Regions from separate parts of the Homo sapiens genome. Here region 1 is linked to region 2. Evidence: read pairs that join two places in POLR2A ChIA-PET (ENCODE). Cell type or tissue: GM12878. All regions are shown on one strand. Links, peaks and the distances in the headings refer to the core of each region. The heading gives the core; the rest is flanking DNA.

The links. ChIA-PET counts read pairs that join two places held together with the same protein. Peaks named below come from ENCODE experiments on the same cell type or tissue, not always from the same donor. Only the 100,000 strongest peaks of a DNase experiment are listed, where the experiment ranks them.
Region 1: POLR2A ChIA-PET joins it to region 2 with 8 read pairs; 4 of 35 experiments call an interaction of 5 or more read pairs at or near these places.

Annotation. Positions count from the first base shown.
Region 1 is chr6:17,013,029-17,017,427 of GRCh38, forward strand. LOC105374951 (a long non-coding RNA gene) reads left to right here and starts at 2,789. Exons shown (of 3, transcript XR_926534.3): 1 at 2,789-2,897. In GM12878, for the core only: no CTCF peak of the experiment used is centred there; a DNase peak (open chromatin) is centred at 2,357.
Region 2 is chr6:16,930,723-16,935,121 of GRCh38, forward strand. No RefSeq gene overlaps it. Among named protein-coding and RNA genes, the nearest start is that of STMND1, 170 kb to the right of the region's middle. In GM12878, for the core only: no CTCF peak of the experiment used is centred there; no DNase peak of the experiment used is centred there.

The DNA of each region.
Region 1 (4,399 bases), core at 323-4,322, 82 kb after region 2:
ATGGCCTTAGAGGAGGTGGGAGTGGGAATGAGAGGCCAACCTAGCAGGACAAACACACAGCAGTGGGGCAAGCATCAGAATCGCTAACTGTATAGTGAACAACACCAGGATTCATGTTAAAGCCCAACCAATGCCTGCTAACCATTCATTGCCATTCTAGGGCATACCACACAGTACCCCAAAAGGGTGCATCTTCTCCTTGACAGTTTCCATTATAATACGTAAATTGTTGCTTTCTCATTGAAATGTGTGGGTTGCTGCTCCCTTCCATTTATCAAGCGCTTGGAATACTCCTAAGTTTTTCCTCCAACAGAAGGTGATGGGACCCTGACACCCAGGAATGAAATGGTGGAATGGAAGGGACAGTGCCCAGCACTAAGACTGGGGTATAACTGGACGGCAGTGAGAATCATTCCTATCACACGCTTATTGCACAGTGTGCTAATAATTTCCTTGCTTTTCCTATCTCCCACGAGACTGTAAGCTTATAAGGGCGGAAATCATATTGATTTTGGTCAATATTATGCCCAGTGCCCACTGCAGTGCCTAGCACATTGTGAGTGCTCAGTAGACACTGATTGGTTAAATCAACAATTTAATGAAGAATGAGTGGTTTTAAAGACATTGATTTTAAAAGACATGGATTTCCTTTAAGTAGAGAGAATATCAAGATGGTGATGGCTTTTTATCCTAAGCATCTAAGGCCTAACACTTTTAAAAAATTAAGCAAAGGGACTGCACTTTAATAATTTTTAAGTAATTTTAGACTTTCCTGCTCTGTTGTTAAGACTTTCCAGCCTTTGAGGCCTATTTATAGTCTCCTGTTACTCATCATTCGGAATGCCATATATATTTGGTATTTAAAATGATAAAGGCATTTGGAATGACATCTAGCGAGTTAGAATAAGAACTCACACCAGCATCAGCAAATTCCTTTCCTTCTATTGGCAAGAAAAAGTTGGCCATACAGGAAATTATTATGTGACACTGTTTCCCTTTGTACTTATGGTACAAACGGAAAGGTCAATGATGACCCTCCGAAGATGTCCATGTCCCAGTCCCCAGAACCTGTGAATGTTACCTTATATCACAAAAGGTACTTTGTGAATGTGATTAAGGATCTTGAGATTTTGGGTTCTCCAAGGGCATAATGAAATCACAAGAGTTCCTCTAAGAGGGCGCAGGAGGGTCAGAGTCAGAAAAGGAAATGCGAGGATGGCAACAGAGATTTGAAGATGTCATGTTGGTGGCTTAGAAGATGGAAGAAAATGCTTTGGGAGGCCAAGGCAGGCAGATCGTTCAAGCTCAAGAGTTTGAGACCAGCCTGAGCAACATAGTGAAACTGTCTCCACCAAAAATACAAAAACTTAGCTGGTTGCGGTGCAATGCACCTATAATCTCAGCTACTTGGGAGTCTGAGGTGGGAGAATTGCTTGAACCCGGAAGGCAGAGATTGCACTGAGCTGAGATGGTTCCACTCCGCACTCCAACCCAGGCAACAGTGTGACATCCTATCTCAAAAAAAAAAAAAAAAAAAAAAAAAAAAAAAGGCCGTGAAGTGCAGGAAGCTGCTATAAGCCAGCAAAGTTAAGCAAGCAGATTCTCCAGAAGGAATACAACCCTGATGACACCTTTTCATACTTTTTCTTTAATGTCAAAGCTTAAAAAAAATTGTCAAAAATTGAACATATTTAAGGTGTACAACATAATTATTTGACATATATGCATTGTGCAAGGATTGCCACAATCAAATGAAGTAATGTATCACCATTCATGCTGTACATCAAACCCTCAGAACTTCACACTTTTTTTTTTTTTGAGACGGAGTCTCACTCTGTTGCCCAGGCTGGAGTGCAATGGTAATCTCAGCTCACTGCAACCTCCACCTCCCAACCTCAAGCAATTCACCTGCCTCTCAAGTAGTTGGGACTACAGGCACATACCACTCCACCCAGCTAATTTCTGTATTTTCATTTGACACACGGTTTCACCGTATTGACCATGCTGGGCTCAAACTCCTGACCTCACAATCCGCTTGCCATAGTCTCCCACTGCACTGCAACTACAAGCATCACAACATCTTTTTTTTCCTTCTGGACAATCTGGCGCCATAGCCCAAACGGGAATGCAAAGACACGATCTCTACTCACTGTAGGTCTGACCAGAATTGGTGGACTCTTGGTCTCACTGACTTCAATAATGAAACCACAGACCCTCCCCACGTGTGTTAAAAGCAGTATGTCCAGTTTCTTCCGTTTGTTGTTTGGATGGGTTTAGTTTTTTCCTTCAGACTTAAGTGATAAATGATACAGCTCTCAAGGCAGCTTGTCTGGAGTTACTCATTTCTCCCTGTGGGTTTGTGGTTTCAAAGGCCTTAGGAGTGAAACTACAGATTTTTAAGGTGAGAGTTACAGCTCATATGTGCACTACACACCCAATCACCTACAGCAAAATATATTGCCCACACTGGAGGAGAAAAAAAAAAAAAAACACATATTCCTCACAAAACAACACTATCCAATTAGATTGCCGCTGCTGGCTCCAGCAGCCAGCTTTTATTCCCTTATCCGGCCCCACCCACATCCTGCTGATTGGTCCATTTTACAGAGAGCTGATTGGCCCATTTTACAGCGAGCCCATTGGCCCATTTTACAGAGAGCTGATTGGTCCGCTTTGACATGGTACTGATTGGTGCGTTTACAAACCTTGAGCTAGACACAGAGTGCTGATTGGTGCATTTACAATCCTCCAGCTAGACATAAAAGTTCTCCAAGTCCCCGCTCATCTCAGGAGCCCAGCTGACTTCCCCCAGTGGATCGTTTTAGGGCTGCAGGCGGAGCTGCCCACCACTCCTATACTGTGGCGAGGGGCAGGGAGCATCTGTCGGGGAGCCCAAGGTGGGGGGTGTAGGCCTCGGGCATGGCGGGTGGGTTGTGAGCCCTGCCCCGTCGGGAGGTGGCTGACACCGGGGACGGGCCGGCGCGGGCGGGCCGGCAGTGGTGGGAAACTTGTCCGCCCCTCCCGGTGCAGGGCCTGTCGAGGCCGCGCCCACCCGGAACTTGCGCTGGCCCGCGAGCCGGTTCTCGCCTGCGCGTCTGTCTCCACGCCTTTTCCGTTCCCGCTCGCCCCTGTTTCTCCACACATCTCTGCAAATAGAGGGAGCCGGGTCTGGTCTCAGACAATGCAGAGAGTGGTTCCCACGGTGCAGCGGCGGGCTCCTCAAGCGCGGCCAGAGTGGGCACCGAAGCAGAGGAGGCGCTGAGAGGGAGTGCTGCCCGCACACTGTTACCTCTCACAAGCTCCGCCTCCCGGTTTCAGACCATTTTCTTGCCTCGGCCTCCGGAGTAGCTGGGACTACAGGCGCCTGCCCCCATGCCTGGCTAATTTCTTGTATTTTTAGTAGAGACAGGGTTTCACCGTGTTAGCCAGGATGTTCTCAGTCTCCAGACCTCGTGAATTGCCCGTTTCGGCCTCCCAAGGTGCTGGGATTACAGGCATGAGCCACCCCGCCAGGCCCAGAACTTCATCTTACAACTGAGAGTTTGTACTCTTTACCAACATCTTCTCGTTTTCCCCACCCCCAAGCCCCTGGTAACCACCATTTTACTTCTAAAACTTCAGCTGTTTTTAGATTCTTCATATAAGTGAGGTGATGCAGTATTTGTCTTTCTGTGTCTGGCTTATTTCACTTAATGTGATGTCTTCCAGGCTTATCTATGTTGTCGCAAATAATAGGATTCCCCTCTTTTTTCTTTATCCATTCATCTACTTTTTTTTTTCTTTTAGAGACAGGGTCTTGCTCTGTCACTGAGACTAGAGTGCAGTGGCACGGTCATAGCTCACTGCAACCTTGAACTCCTAGTTTCAAGCAATCTTCCCGCCTCAGTCTCATAAGTAGCTAAGACTACAAGCACAGACCGCCACACCCAGCTAATGTTTAAGTTTTTAGTAGAGGCTGGGTGCAGTGGCTCACACTTGTAATTCCAGCACTTTTGGAGGCCGAGGCAGGAGGATTACTTGAGCCCAGGAGTTTGAAACCAGCCTGGGCAACATGGCAAGACCTAGTGCTGCAAAACGTTTTTTAAAACTAGCAGAGCATGATGGCTCACGCTTGCAGTACAAGGTATTCAGGAGGCTAGGGCGGTAGGATTGCTTGAGCCCAGGAGTTTGAGACCAACCTAGGTGGCAGAGTGAGACCCTGACTCAAAAAGAAAAAAAAAATCAGTGTTGTGTCTGTATACTAACACTGAGCTATCTAAAAGAAAACCCCAAAGCATAAAAAAAAAAAAAAATCCCATTAGTAATATTATCAAAGAGAATAAAATAGGAATAAATTTAACCAAGAAGATGAAATTTCTGTATACTGAAAACTACAAAACATTGAGGAAAGAAATTGAAG
Region 2 (4,399 bases), core at 269-4,268:
CAAACTATGCAGCTGACAAAGGTCTAATATCCAGCATCTATAAGAAGCAAACACATTTACAAGAAAAAAAGACAACCCCATTAAAAAGTGGGCAAAGGACATGAACAATCACTTTTCAAAAGAAGACGTATATGTGGCCAACAATCATATGAAAAAAAGTTCAGTATCACTGATCATTAGAGAAATGCAAATCAAAAACACAATGAGATATCATTTCACACTGGTCAGAATGGCTATTATTAAAAAGTTAAAAAATAACACATGTTGGCAAGGTTGTGGAGAAAAAGGAAAGCTTATATACTGTTGTGGGAGTGTAAATTGGTTTAACCATTGTGGAAGACAGTGTGTCAATTCCTCAAAGTCCTAGAGACAGAAATCCCATTTGACCCAGCAATCCCATTACTGTGTATATGCTCAAAGGAAGATAAATCATTCTATTATAAGGACACATGCATGTGTCAGTTCATTGCAGCACTATTCACAATAGCAAAGGCATGGAATCAATCTAAATATCCATCAATGATAGACTGGATAAAGAAAATGTGGTACCTATACACCATGGAATACTATGCAGCCATAAAAAAGAACAAGATCATGTCCTTTGCAGGGACATGTATGGAGTTGGAGGCCATTATCCTTAGCAAACTAATGCAAGAACAGAAAACCAAATACCACATGTTCTCACTTATAAGTGGGAGCTGAATGATGAGAACACATGTTCACATAGAGGGGAACAACACACTGGTGCCTTTTGGAGGGAGGAGGATAGGAGGAAGGAGAGGGTCAGGAAGAATAACTAATGGGTACTAGGCTTAATACCTGGGTGATGAAATAATCTGTACAACAAAACCCCATGACACAAGTTTACCTATGTAACAAACCTGCACATGTACCCCTGAACTTAAAAGTTTTTTTAAAAAAGAAAATCTGACACTCCTATTACCCTTGTTGCAGAAGTCACACCAGACGCATCTTCACCTCTTCCGTTACTGTTGGCCCTGACAATTAAACTTTATGCTTACTCTTGAGGTCTGTATCACACAGTTTTATGAAAGTGTGTTTTTTTCTTTTTAACCTTGCCAATATTTTATTTTTACTTTTTCTTATTAAAAGTTTTTATTAAAATAAAATATAGGATGGTCTGCTTATCCAAAGAGGACAGTTAAGATGGATTTCAGTTTATTTACAATTTTCGGTTAGGTCGATTGAGGTTGATATCTTGAAAGCATACTTTAAATCTTTTGATCATCTCTTGTTATATTATTAGCTTTCTTATCTCATAATCCTCCATATGTAGTTTTATGTGTGATCAGATTCATTCATTTTTAGAATATCATTTTGTTGCAATAAGAATGTTAATTATAACATGAAACATTTTTTGATCTGATTGCATAACAAAATCAATGTTTTCATTTGTCCATGTTATGTTTTAAGGTTGCCCTTATGTGTATTTAACTTTTATACATTGTCAGCAATGTTATAGCTGTAATTTTATTTTATTTTCTTATTTCATTGTATATATTTATTGCATACATTGTGATGTTCTGATATATGTATACATTTGTGGAATGATTAACTCATAGCTATAATTTTAAATTCTACATTTTTACTTAGCATTATACCATGAATATTTTTCCATTTTTATTTCACACATTCATTCATTCATCTTTTATTCACTCAATTAACATTTTAAAGTTATTAGTAAGTGCTTGAGGGTAGATTTAAGGGGGAACTAGTGTCTTTCAACCCAGTTTAAAATATCCATTTTAAGTCTGGGCATGGTGGCTCACACCTGTAATTTTAGCCCTTTGGGAGGCCAAAGTAGGAGGCTCACTGGAGCCCAAGAGTTCAAGACCAGCCTGGACAACATGGTGGAACCCTCTTTCTGCAAAAAGAAATGCAAAAATTAGCCAGGCATGGTGGTGTGCGCCAGTAGTCCTAGCTACTTGGGAGGCTGAGGTGGGAGGATCACCTGAGCCCAGGAGGCGGAGGTTGCAGTGAGCTGAGATTGTGCCACTGCTCTCCTATCTAACCTGGGTGACAGAGGAAGATCCTGCCTCAAAAAAAAAAAAAAAAAAAAGAATCCATTTCAAGAATGGAGAAAAACTAAAAGTGAAGATTACTTAGTAGTCAGTAATATTGCTCCTTGGTTAGAGATGTAAGCAAAGTTTATAATAAACTCACTCAAAATACCTTTGACAAGTCATCCCAATACTCATTTAGTCCTTATTGATTCATGCAGACACCCATGGTAAAATGACGGATAGGAATACATCTTCCTGTTCTTATTTTTTTGTGGATGAAATCTTAACAGAACCATTGCCAAACCTGTCATTCAATGTTCCTCCAAGTGTTCAGTAAGCTAATATATGCTGAAAACTGTCAAAGTGATTCCAAACATTAAGGGAATCTGCGCGCCTCTTAGTAGTAGGATTTATATGCGCCAATGGACCAGGCTGGTCCCATCAGGAAGCTGGGCAAGAATTAGGAGGAGCACATTCTTGCTATCTGAATGAAAGATATCTTGTTCACTGATATTCCAAAAGCTGACCCTCTAATGACAGTAAAAATCAACCCAGCCAGAGCCTTTGCTTCTACTGGAATTCCTCTACCCTGAAGCTAGAGAAGAATATAAAGAAGAATCAAAAATTAGGATAAGGAAGAATTTTCTGAAATATTGAGCATTCTGTAAATGGGCGATGTTAAAGTACAGAAGAACATCATGCATTCAGAATGTTTGTATTTGCTCTCTCCCTTTGCCTCATTTAAGGAAAAGATGAGTTGTCACCAGAAGACACATTCTTAGACACTCCCAGTTTCAGAAAGAAAAGCAATGTTTCTCTTTGAGGACATGGCCTTAAACGACTCTATCGTTGCTGACCTGAAGCTGGTCAAGTCTATGTTATCAGGGCCAAGCACAGCGGTGATGGGGAGGATTTGGGGTCCTATCAGTCCATCTGAGAAGGAAGAGGCTTGCAAGGCAGGTGAATCAGATGAGGAACAGGCTACTGTTCCGTGACTGCTGAGAAAGAGATTGGCTGAGAGTTGGGGTTAAGCTTCCTGGGGAGAGATGAGCAGATGTGCAATCTGCTGCAGAGTTCTGATGAAAATGCTTTCACACAAGATTCCACCTCATGAGCAGAATCTCAGTGAAAGCCTTGACCCTTTTATTCAGTTCTCTTTCCAGCTGTGTGATAGCCTTTTCCTCCTTCTCAAGAAGACACACAGAAGACTTTAACCTCTTTCCTACCTGGCTCCTTGGCTCAGTTTTCTTGGGAAGTGAGCCTAGCCTTACTTGGATGTGAATTCTGCAGTCCCCTGAGGGGTGCAGAATTCTGTTCAGGTTCTGGTTGTGAAAAGAAGTTATATGTCTTTTGTAAAGAGGGGCATTCCTGAGAAGCCTTGTCTACTCTGCAAGATGCTATGGGGCTGACCACATTCCTAGGCAATTTTTCGATGCTTTACATGGTGAAAGAAGCAAGTAAGGAAGTTAGTATACAAGACTTTTGAAGTCTGGGCTTTGGAAAAAAGGATTCAATTGACTTGGATTTTTGTTTCAAAGGCTGGCAGTTGTTAAAGGGATTCTAATAGCTTTGTGAACTACCCTCTCTTGTTTCTCTGAGATTGAAGACCACAGATTTGTTTCTAAAATAAAATCCATGGAATGCTCATATTCATGAGTGCTTTCTGAGTGGGAATTCTCATGTATTTCTTTCTCAATCCATGACATGGGCTTACTGGGAAACATGAATGATGCCAAAAAACTACATATATATATATATATATATATATATATATATATATATATATATATATATATACTCTCATATGCATTTTGAGTTTCAGTGTATATTTTCTTCAGGTAAGGGCTGAGACACCTAAGTTATAAAAGCAATATTTTGCCAAGAGCTCATCTGAGCGACCTTTGCAGCTGGGCACTTGTTCTCCTTGTGGAATTTTTTTGGTGTATAATTTTTCTTGCCAGGAGCTGTGAGTTTAGATGTAGCAGTATTAACCTTCCCTAGGGGACTATCTTTATGATCAAGGGGATCTTTTAGATCTGTTATGAAAGACCTGACTATCTGGGGCTGCCACAACAACCAAACAAGTCCTGTATTCACTAACACAGTGTAAGCAAGTTCTGTTGGATTTAAAATAAATACTCAATCAAACAAACAAACAACCTATAAAGGACAGGTTTAAGCTGAAAGGGGAAGTCTTGGGCCAAGGTGTCCAGTGGAGATCTCTGATGAAACTGGTGCTTTAGCTAATAGACCTGATTAAAAGCTATAATGTAATAAACCTCAAGGTAAAGGTAAGTTACAGCCTGGAGTGAGGTAGAGGCATGGGCAGCTGATCCGGCTAATCTCTCTGTCAGGGCCAGCTACATTAAAAATTT